Linked DNA regions of Homo sapiens: region 1 is linked to region 2. Evidence: read pairs that join two places in POLR2A ChIA-PET (ENCODE). Cell type or tissue: OCI-LY7. All regions are shown on one strand. Links, peaks and the distances in the headings refer to the core of each region. The heading gives the core; the rest is flanking DNA. Region 1 has its middle 38 kb from the start of ROCR. Region 2 overlaps SLC39A11 (solute carrier family 39 member 11).

The links. Peaks named below come from ENCODE experiments on the same cell type or tissue, not always from the same donor. Only the 100,000 strongest peaks of a DNase experiment are listed, where the experiment ranks them.
Region 1: POLR2A ChIA-PET joins it to region 2 with 10 read pairs; 1 of 35 experiments calls an interaction of 5 or more read pairs at or near these places.

Annotation. Positions count from the first base shown.
Region 1 is chr17:71,985,226-71,990,603 of GRCh38, forward strand. No RefSeq gene overlaps it. Among named protein-coding and RNA genes, the nearest start is that of ROCR, 38 kb to the right of the region's middle. In OCI-LY7, for the core only: no CTCF peak of the experiment used is centred there; a DNase peak (open chromatin) is centred at 2,596.
Region 2 is chr17:72,769,596-72,774,973 of GRCh38, forward strand. The region is part of intron 6 of SLC39A11 (solute carrier family 39 member 11); the gene reads right to left. Among named protein-coding and RNA genes, the nearest start is that of LINC00511, 130 kb to the left of the region's middle. In OCI-LY7, for the core only: CTCF peaks have their summits at 2,384 and 2,643; DNase peaks (open chromatin) are centred at 2,366 and 2,936; H3K4me3 peaks cover 1,753 bases; H3K27ac peaks cover 4,171 bases.

The sequences.
Region 1 (5,378 bases), core at 131-5,130, 780 kb before region 2:
TTCAGATAAATATCTGCTGAGAAAAAAAAAAAAAAAGGCTTTAACTCCCCAGAACAACATTCTTCTGCGTCATTCCTCTCCCTCCTAAATATATCCCAAGATAGGCAGTGGCAGACCTCTGGGAAAACAGGAATGATTTCTAGAAGCTCTTCCTTAGGTTCTCACAGCAAGGAGGAAAGCAGGCTCAGGGTGTGGCATCCCTGCCTGCCTTCTCCACACACACATTCTCCTTGAGGTGTCTCAGCATAGCAGAGGTGTGGTTAAGGTGAGTATCACTCCACCCATCAGACGTCTTCTTGGCCAAGCCTCATATGACCCAAAGTCTCATAAATAAAACTGTGCAGTAGCAGGAATGATGGGGATGTATTGACTGTCCTCTGTTGCCTTCCCCAATAGACTACTGGGTGTGTCAAGAACAATCTGCCCTCAACAAAATCATCTTTTTCTAAAAAATTCATTGAAAGTCTCCTATTCAAGTATCCCCTAGCCTAGGCAAGCTTGTTGAGTGAGGCATGACACCATCACAGCCCAGATGTGGTGGCAAAGGGCTGTGATGGTGTCAGGCCTCAAAAAGCTCAGGAAGGCCTCACACTGGGGCTGCAGGGTGCTTCCCAAGCATCACACTTGGGAGAGCCAGCTTCCCAATGGGTGCTGTTCTGGCTTGTCCTGACGGTAACCACACAGTGGAGTCACCAATATCCTAGGACAGTTTTGCAGTTCTTTGAAGCTAGTGTGGCATAGTTTAGCTCAGAATCTAAGCCCCTTCTCTGGTGAGGATAATATCACAAAGACCAGGTTTTCCCAAACACCCATCCAGCTCCCTACTAAAAAAAAACGCATGAACCTTCCATTTACATCCATGTTGGGTTGCCAACATCCTCCTCTGAACCAACATCCAAGAAAGACGACTCACCTTAAGAATTAAAGACACAGCCTGCCTGGGAACCTGGACACAAAATTATTTACATCCATAGTGACAGCGTCCAAAGCCTGTGCTTAGGTCTTTCAAAGTGGCAGAGTCAAAGATGAAATGGTTGGATCCCAGGCAGAATTTTTTTCAACCTTACTTCAAAGGGAGCAACATTTTTGTAGCCCCTCCGCAAAAATGGGATAAATGGTCCTATTGTCTTGACTCTATCAATATTGGTAGTGGAGGATAACATGAAGACCCTATTTCCTCCACTCTCCATCTGTACTTTGATTCTTGTAGATATGCATCCATCTACTTCCATCTGTTCTGTCAAGTGCAGAGAGAAGATGGTAACTTTTTCAAGAAGTCTAAACCAAGTTAGAAAAATCTCATCACACAGGACCTAGAAGCCTCCAGTTGTGGAACTCTCCAGTCCACAAGCCCAATTCCAATAGCAAATTGAAGGGTCTGGAAACAAAAAGAGGCGGGAAACTCACGCATTCTTGTATATTTTTTATGCTCTCTCTGCCTCTTAATTGTTTTTCATACAACATTCACGATTCATAAAATTCATGAGTTCATACTAGATTCATACTACATTCATGTTGAGACCTCTAAAAGGACATCACTAAGCCTGGTTTCTATGTTATGGACTCAATACTTCATCAGTCTCACAAGGAAGTCCAGAAACATCCTGGGAAAGTGGGAAGTGGAATGTGGAGTATCTCCTTTTGTTTCTCCTCACAATCTTAAATTTCTTCTCTTACCCGTAATGAATCCAAGAAGCTATAAGATATAAAATAATAATTGATGGACTATAATTTCTTTTCTTAAAGTTCTATAGTTCTGGATTTTAATGATATTAAGATCATCTGAATCTAGTCCACAACATAGCAGTTAGTCATTTGACATTTCTCACTGACCCACCTCCCCAACCCCCAGCTGAGTAATATGGCTCAAAGATAAAAAGAACTGGTTCTTCCTTGTTAAGACTGTTTATCTAGGGTTAAATTTCTGAAATGGATTTCTATAATTCATGGAACTCATTTGCAAACCCCAAGTAACCAACATCCACTGATCCAATGTTTCCTTTCCACAGGCTGCTTCTATCATTCAAGACAGTAAAAAAATCAATGATATTTCTTTCCTGAACTTTCTTCCAATTGATTTTACAGATGGGGCCCTCACTATGTACAATGCCATGTAATTCACAACTAAAAGAAGGCATTTCTATGTGGACAAACTTTTAGCTACATTGAATTCTATCAGATAATGTACAAATTTCAGAGGATAAAAACAGTCTCTTTCTCGTAAAGGTCATTCCCACCCATTTTCAAGTCCTCGTATTACAAATAAACATTGAGCACATACTATGCACAAAACAATTTTGGTCTGTGTATTTTTCCCATAATACTTTCATATTTCATTTATTTCTCTATGTCTTCTACTCCCCTAAAAAGCCATTATTCTGAAATGAAACTTTTTTTTGTTTTTTAGAAGCAAGCTCAAGGCACGCTTTCTCACCTTCAAGCCCAGTCCATGTTCTTAAAGTTGCAGAGAGTTGTCTTTCAGGGTCCCCTTCAATGCCAACGCCCCCCCCTCCACCACCACCAATTTTCAAGGGACAATAAATCATCTATTTCCACACTGAAACTGAAACTGACAACTGCTGAGAGCGTCTGCCAAAGGGTGTGTCATAGCCAAAGGCAGTTAGAGTCCCTACCAGCATCCTGTTCTCAGACTTGGGGACCTGAGATACCACTGGAATTTGCCTAAATGCCAGAATCAATAACAGAGCTCCCAGTGGAAAGTTCAGGATGTCCCCCAGACCACTCCCTCAACCTGCTGAATACAACATGCTTCTTGCAGGAGGATGCTGTGTTTATCAACCAGGGGACCCTAGAGACGCTGTACTTGTAACCAGTCAGAATCCACCACCCCTCATGGCAGAGTGCTTATGTATTATTTATCCCACTTTTTAAGATGGGAGAATCTGTCTAGTCTATAATACTATTTGAAATCATCACCTTTGATAGGCATCCTCCTTTATTAAATGTGCTTATATGTTGACATCCTGCTTTCTCTGTTTACATTTCCTTAACTTTCAGTCTTCAAGAGAATACATGAAAACCTAAAAGATCACCATCACAGACTTCAAGGCAAATTTTAAGACAGGAAAGCTTGATTTAATTTGGTGTGTTACATCTATTAAATGGATGAGAAACATGTTCCTTAGATGGAATGAGTTGAAGAAAGAAATCAATCAGGATTGATGAATAAACCAGATTGCCTTCCAGGTCTTTCCAAGTTACTGGAGCCACAGTGTGGCTTTGTTGTTTGGCTTAGAGGAAATTCCCACTACATCAGCAGAAACACATTGAAAGATAACACTAAACAGAACTTTAAAAAAAAATCTGCAATTGAGTTTATTATCTCAAAATTCAAAGTATCTAATTAGGAAATTTTTTATAATTGTGTGTACACGTACACACAAGAAAGGAAAGGGATATAGTGATACAAACAGATCATTAGTACTCCATAGAGGTGGGACATTGAACATAAATTAAAGAAGCCTTTACCAAAGTAAAGCAACTTGGCTGAAATTTTGCTGTAAGAGAGCTACATGGAATCAATGCTAAAGTCTCAGCAACAGCCTGCAAAAATTAAGGAAAATAACCTGCTGAGATACACACCATGTGTTAAGACTACTGTCTGAAGCTATATAGTACACAGAAGCTAGCTTCTTTTTTTACCCATCTGATGCTACATTTGACAGGCAATTTACAGTCTGAGTAAGGCATTAATTGTTTTATTAAAGTGGTAAAATAGAATTTAGAATATATGCACTACTTAACTTTCACACCAGATTATCATGTAGGGTCTGGCCAGTCTGCGATGTGTACAGTAACACTCCATTTTTAACCTGCTTCTCTTCCTTACTTTTCATCAAACACAAATGCCTGCAGAGGATGTGTACTTCTTTTAAATGCATAGAGCAAACCAGGTATAAAAGAGAGATGCCCAGCTACTTATGTTGCAAGTAAAGATAGGCCATCTTGCATTGTCTTTTAACACTAAACAATGCCTGTCTTCACACTGTACGTATGAGGCAGCTAATTTGAGATTCTCTGCTTCTACACACTCATGCTATGAAAATGTATGCACACCCTCAGCTTTAACTGTCACTTGTATGCTGTTGGTTGACAACTCTCCAATCTATTTTTTCCAGTTCTTTTATTTCTGCAAAATTCTACAAGTTCATCTGACTGTCTGGTAAACATCCCCACTTAGGTGTCTGACAAGCACCTCAAACTTACTATCTTTCATGCCAAACCGAAGACTGCTTCACAAGGGGAATTAGAACCCCATGGCATATATATTAAGGGAGAGTCTGCAATTCAAGTAACATCCAAGCCCTAACCCTTTCCTGTCATATCCTGCAAGATCCCTCCTTATCTTCTCTCACCCTCCCTCACACCCACTCTGCCCCAAGCACATGGGACCTTCATTACATTCACAAGTCTGGATCACTCCAACCAGGAAGACTTTGCATTTGCAGTTCACTTTCTAGATGCTTCTCTAATATTTGCATATCTGTGCTCTGATAACCACACAAGTCTCAGCTCAAAGGAAGCTCTTCCAAGAGGATTTTCCTGTCCTGCAGGCTCCTCTTTCCCTGTCTCTCTCTATTGCTGTACCCTGATTTATCTTATTTATGTTATCTTCAACATCAAAAGCTCTTATTCCTTTTAAAAATGCTTTATTCCCCCCAACGACAGCAGCAACTTTGCCCGCCTTAGTTAATATTACGCTGGAGCAGTGCTGGCACGTAGTGGGCCTTCACTAAATGTGTGTTGAACAGATGAATGAGTGAATGAATCCATGAATCATCATTCCCCTGTAGATGTGTTCTTCCCCCTTTTTCCGCCACCTTGGCAAATGTTGCTGCCATTCACCCAATTACTCCAACCAAAAAGTTAGGTTTCATCCTAGGTACTTCTCTTACTTAAACCCATTATAAAATTATCCCCAAAAATTCTCTTCTAAAGTATTTCTGAAATCTAACCCCACCCCACTGCCTCTGGGTCACTGCCTTAGTTGAAAGATCCCTCTTTGTGCACCACAGTGATTACCCCTCTTGATTTCAATCCCTTCCACTCAATTGAAGCTTGCTAATTTAAAGTGTTGATCTAAATCTGATCATATCACTTCTCTTCTCAACAGTCCTTCAATGGCTTCTCATTGTTTAAGGGTAAAATATGAATTCCCTATTATATTCTGCTAGGTTTTTCATGAGCTGTACCCTGTGTGCCAATCTAGTCTCTTCCCCCACTACCTCTTGCTTATCAACTTCAAGCATACAGCACGTGCTCTCCTTCCACTCCTTGGTTGGCTCTGCTCAGGTGCTCTACTCTGCCTGAAATGCCCATCATACATACATGGACCTACTGTGTGATAAATTGCTACT
Region 2 (5,378 bases), core at 98-5,097:
GTGGAGTGGCCCGATCTCGGCTCACTGCAACCTCCCCCTCCTGGGTTCAAGTGATTCTCCTGTCTCAGCCTCCCGATTAGCTGCGACTACAGGTGCGTGCCACCACACCCAGCTAATTTTTGTATTTTTAGTAGAGACAGGGTTTCACCATGTTGGCCAGGATGGTCTCAATCTTTTGACCTTGTGATCTGCCTGCCTCGGCCTCCCAAAGTGCTGGGATTACACCGAGCCTGGCCATTAGAGGCATATCTGATTGCCTCCTTTGGAAAGGCCAATCAGAAACTCAGAAAAATGCAACTGTTTGTATCTCACCTATCTGTGACCTGGAAGCTCCCCCTGGCTTCCAGTCTCCCTGCCTTTGCTTCAAGTTGTCCTGCCTTTCCAGACTGAACCAATATACCTCCTACATCTATTGATTGGCGTCTCATGTCCCCCTAAAATGTATAAAACCAAACTGTGCCCTGACCACCTTGGGCACATGTCATCAGGACTTCCTGAGGCTGTGTCACGGGCTCGTCCTCAACCTTGGCAAAATAAACTTTCTAAATTAACTGAGATCTGTCTCAGATTTTCTGGGTTCACAACCTTGAGGACATTATGCTAAGTGAAATGAGCCAGACACAAAAGAACAAATACTGTCTGATCCACTTATGTGAGGCTCCTAGAGTAGTCAATTCATAGAGGCAGAAAGTAGAATGCTGGTTTCCAGGGGGCTGGGAAGGTGAAAATGAAGTTGGTGTCTCATGGAGGTAGAGTTTCAGTTTGGGAAGATAAAAAAGTTCGGGAGCCAGATAGTGCTGATGGTTGTAGGCCCATTCCAGTGGGATGTGGCACTCCTTTTAGAGGACACTTTTGGCTCATGGGCCTCCCTTCAGCCTGACCTAATGTTCTTAGAAATCTGCTGTGATTGGCGGCTCTTCTTCCCAGGCCTCCTTCCTTCCCCCTCTCCTTTCACGGGTGTCAGACCTGCACGGCAGTCTGCCAGCTCCTGCTCCCTCCCCTTGGTCCTTCTCAGGTCTTTCTCCCAGTCAATCTCATCTCATGCAGGTCTAATCCCTTCTTGGAATCTGCTTCTCAGAGGACCTGGGCTGATAACATCACCACATAGGCCAAAAGAGCAACATGCCCAATAAATGCACTGCAAGGCAACAAGCACATTTAGAACCAGCACTATGCATTCGGAAGCACAGCAACAAACACCTTCGAATTTGTCAGGGCTTACAGTTGACAGCCCATGTTAGTCATTCAATACATGTGTAATAAGCTCCTGCTGATGGTGAACACATGCACAGCTTGCACTTCTGAGGCAGGCAGGCAGGCCTTCTCATCCACATTCTGCACACGAGTAAACCGTAGGAGGTTATTCTAGGACACACTTTGGTTATAATGAATCTTAATGATGTTAAAAAGTAATAGGCAACATCATTTAGCATTTACGACATGCCAGGTACCATTTCTATACTTTTTTTTTTTTTTATGTGCGTGTTGCTTATTTAAAAAAAATCCTGGCCAGGTGCAGCGGCTCACGCCTCTAATACTAGCACTTTGAGAGGCTGAGGCAGGCAGATCACTTGAGGTCAGGAGCTCAAGACCAGCCTGGGCAACATGGCAAGACCCCGTGTCTACTAAAAATACCAAATTAGCTGGGAGTGGCGGCGATGCCTGTAATCCCAGCTACTTGGGTGGCTGAGGTTGCAGTGAGCCGAGATCGTGCCGCTGCACTCCAGCCTGAGCTGGGCAACAGAGCGAGACCCTATCTAAAAAAAAAAAAAAAATCCTTAAACAGCCCCATATTTTAGGGAATGACGAGGAGCCATGAGCAGAGGTGTGCACTGAGAGTCACTTCGTGCCTCGTGTTCTATAGGAGCTGACCCAGAGGAGGAAATGGGGGGGTTACAGCATACCTGGCCCTCCAGGCTCACCTTGCAGGAGGAGAGCCTGCAGCTGAGAAGCTCCATGGTAGGATGGATTACCTTTAAAGTTTCCTGGGGCCATCTCTAGTTACACAGCAGGGACAAGACAGGACAATGGGTGATAAAGTGCACAGGCTCAGATTCCTAATAAAAAAAAGACTGTGCGGTAATGTGCTCATCAGCCACGCTGAGGCCAACTGCAATTGAGGATTTATAAGAAAAAACGATGTGTGATTTACAAAGAAATGATTTTTATCTTTTACATGTCAAACGATCAAGGAAAATGCAACGTCTCACATCATGCTGATTTCAAAAATAATGCAACAAACCAGTGATCGGCAAAAGAAATGGAGATGGTGTTAAAGACTTGGGGTGGGGAAGGAAGGGCAAGGCACAGAGGCTGCCCTCCCTCTTCTCTCCAAGAGGGGAGCCTCTTTCCACCACCAACCCTCCTTTTCCTGCAGAGGGTGTGGCTTTCTTCCAACTCAACCTGTCACTTCTGCTGCCTCCCTTCCATCATTGAAACAAGAAATCCAGACACTCCTCATTCTTCTAACCTGGTGATATCCCTGGGGCTCTCCCTCCTTCCCAGAGTCCTTTCCAGGCCTGGACAACAGGAGAGGCTGGCCCAACAATCCTCTGCTACAGGACTAATCTTCAGGAGGGCTGAGCAATGCCCTCCACCCCAGGAAGGGCAGTCTTTGGGGTTCCCATCTTCACGCTACAATTGTGCCTTCCTCTTCATACCTGAGCACTCTGTGCCACTGCTGGCACGTCCAACCTGTTCAAGGCCTTTGAGACTGTCCAGCCCACCAGTGACTCCAAGTTTAGCACAGTGGCGCACATCTGCACCCTTTATTTATCTCGATGTTTTATATGCATAACTCCACTTCCTCTACCAAGTCACTAAACTACTGGGGGTTGGGGCCCATGGGCCTGCCTTGGGCATCTTCTATCTCTCCGTTAATCCGGAAGCCACATAGTGAGTGCTCAGGCCCATGAGCAGAATAACTGACCCTGCTTAAGAAAATGCTGTCTGTCTCCCACCTGGCAGGAAGGAGTCAGCCAAGGAGAGTGACAGAAAGAGAAGGTAAGTGTGGAGGAGGTATAGGCTTCCTGTAGGCGTGTTCCTGTTGCATCGCTGCACACCTGCTACCCAGCTGAGGGCCTGGCTCAAACACAGCAGATGTGTGATAAATAAGTGCTGAACAAATAAAGAAATGAATGAGTGAAATGAATAGAAAGGAGGATCCAAAGATTAGAGAAGGGAGAGAGGAAAGAGAGAAATGCACAGGCTGGGCGCAGTGGCTCACGCCTGTAATCCCAGCACTTTGGGAGGCCAAGGTGGATGGATCACCTGAGGTCAGGAGTTCAAGACCAGCCTGGCCAACATGGTGAAACCCTGTCTCTACTAAAAAAATACAAAAATTAGCTGGGCATGGTGGCGAGTGCCTGTAATCCCAGCTACTCGGGAGGCTAAGGCAGGAGAATCACTTGAACTTGGGAGGTGGAGGTTGCAGTGAGCCGAGATCATGCCACTGCACTCTATCTTGGGCGACAAGAGTGAAACTCCGTCTCAAAAAAGAAAAAAGAAAGAAAGAAAGAAAAAGAAATGCACAGATATTCTTTGATCTGGAAGAGTTGGTTAGACAGGCTATGCCTTGACACAAATGAATTGTCCTGAAATTGACTTCCAGAGAGGCATGGTTTAGCCACAGCCTGGTTCACCACTCTGAAATGTATCTTCTATAGACAGGGGTGACATGGTTTGGCTGTGTCCCCACCCAAATCTCATCTTGAATTGTAGTTCCCATAATTCCCATGTGTTGTGGGAGCGACCTGGTGGAAGATAATTGAGTCATGGGGGTGGCTTCCCCCATCCAGTTCTCATGGTAGTGAATAAGTATCATGAGAGCTGATGGTTTTATAAGGGGAAACCCCTTTTTCTTGGTTCTCATTCTTCTCCTTACTGTCACCCTGTAAGAAGTGCCTTTCACCTTCTGCCATGATTGTGAGGCCTCCCCAGCCACATGGAATTGTGAGTCCATTAAACCACTTTTTCTTTATGAATTACCCAGTCTCAGGTATGTCTTTATCAGCAGCTTGAAAACAGACTAATACAGGGGAGACCATCTTACACACACACACACACACACACACACACACACACCCAGTATATAAAGGATATCAGTGTCATTGCAGTGCTTCCAAAAGCATAGGTTGGTATCAGGCTGACTATAGCTCTTGACCATTTCTATGACCATTAAAATACAACATAAATAACTTGATCTTCACTGACCTGTAGACCTAGAAAAAAATATTCAGGCTTAGCCACAGACAAGGAGGAACAGGGGCTGAAGCGCGAAACACCAACCATCTGCAGAGTTCCTGAACTGGTGGGAGCAGCCTGTCCCACAGATGAGCCTGGACTGGGAAGCATCTATGTTTCCTCTTACACCAAAGAGCAAGACATGGCATTAACGAAGCCAGACGTGCTAATGGGGGCAACTTTGAAGCCTAAAGCTGCTTGGGCTTCCAATTAACTGCCCTGGGCCTCCGTGTCTCTCTGTTTGCAAAATGGCACTGAATCACTCCTGATTTCTCCAGATAAGTAGCTGTGCTTACACTGGTGATGTGGTCCATGGAAATGTACGTGAATAATGGTGTGCTGGTATAATGGACAGCTGGAACCAGAAGCAGGGAGGAAGGCACGGAGCAGACAGGCTCATGGCCCTTGCAGGGACTCAAGGTGTGTCTAATGGGACAGTGACCACCAAACTCTCTATCTTCTGGCTGCACTGATTTATGTCTTGCTCCTGAGAAATTAATGGCTTGGGAGGGTTTGTGGCAGCTCACCTTGCCTCCCTAGAAGGGTTTGGTGACAACTTTGGGAAGTAAATGCACTAGTTTCCAAGCAACCAAATAACAGGTCTTCAGTTACAAACCCGCGCTTCATTTTACAAAACAGTAGCTCCAGAGCAGCATGTAATTAAACTGGCGAAGGCTTCACCTCCCTGGAATAACCTGAGCCCAACAGGACCCTGCTAACACCACTGTTCACCAAATAAAGGTAAACAGACTCGTCTGAAGTCATGCCTGGAGGGGGACTCTGATCTTGCATTAATTGGGCATGTCAGTTGGCCTTAAGAATTCAATCAGCCGGGCAGTGACCCAATCTACTGCTGACAAATGGGCCCCATTTGCTATTCAAAAAATTAAAAAACTTATTTGAAGAGGAAATAGTGGCTTCTAGTTAGAGCACCTCTCATCTGCCGGGATCTAGCTACATACATTTGCCATTTAGGCTAGATTGCTTTACTCTTCTTTCTAAGTCAAGGTCAAGGATACATCCCCTTTAGTCTAGGATGACTTGGAGCGCAGAGAATACCAGCTCCTTATTCCCTTCTCCTTGGCTTCATCTTCTGATTCATGCCTGTCTAACTTTCAGGCACCCATTGTCAAGGG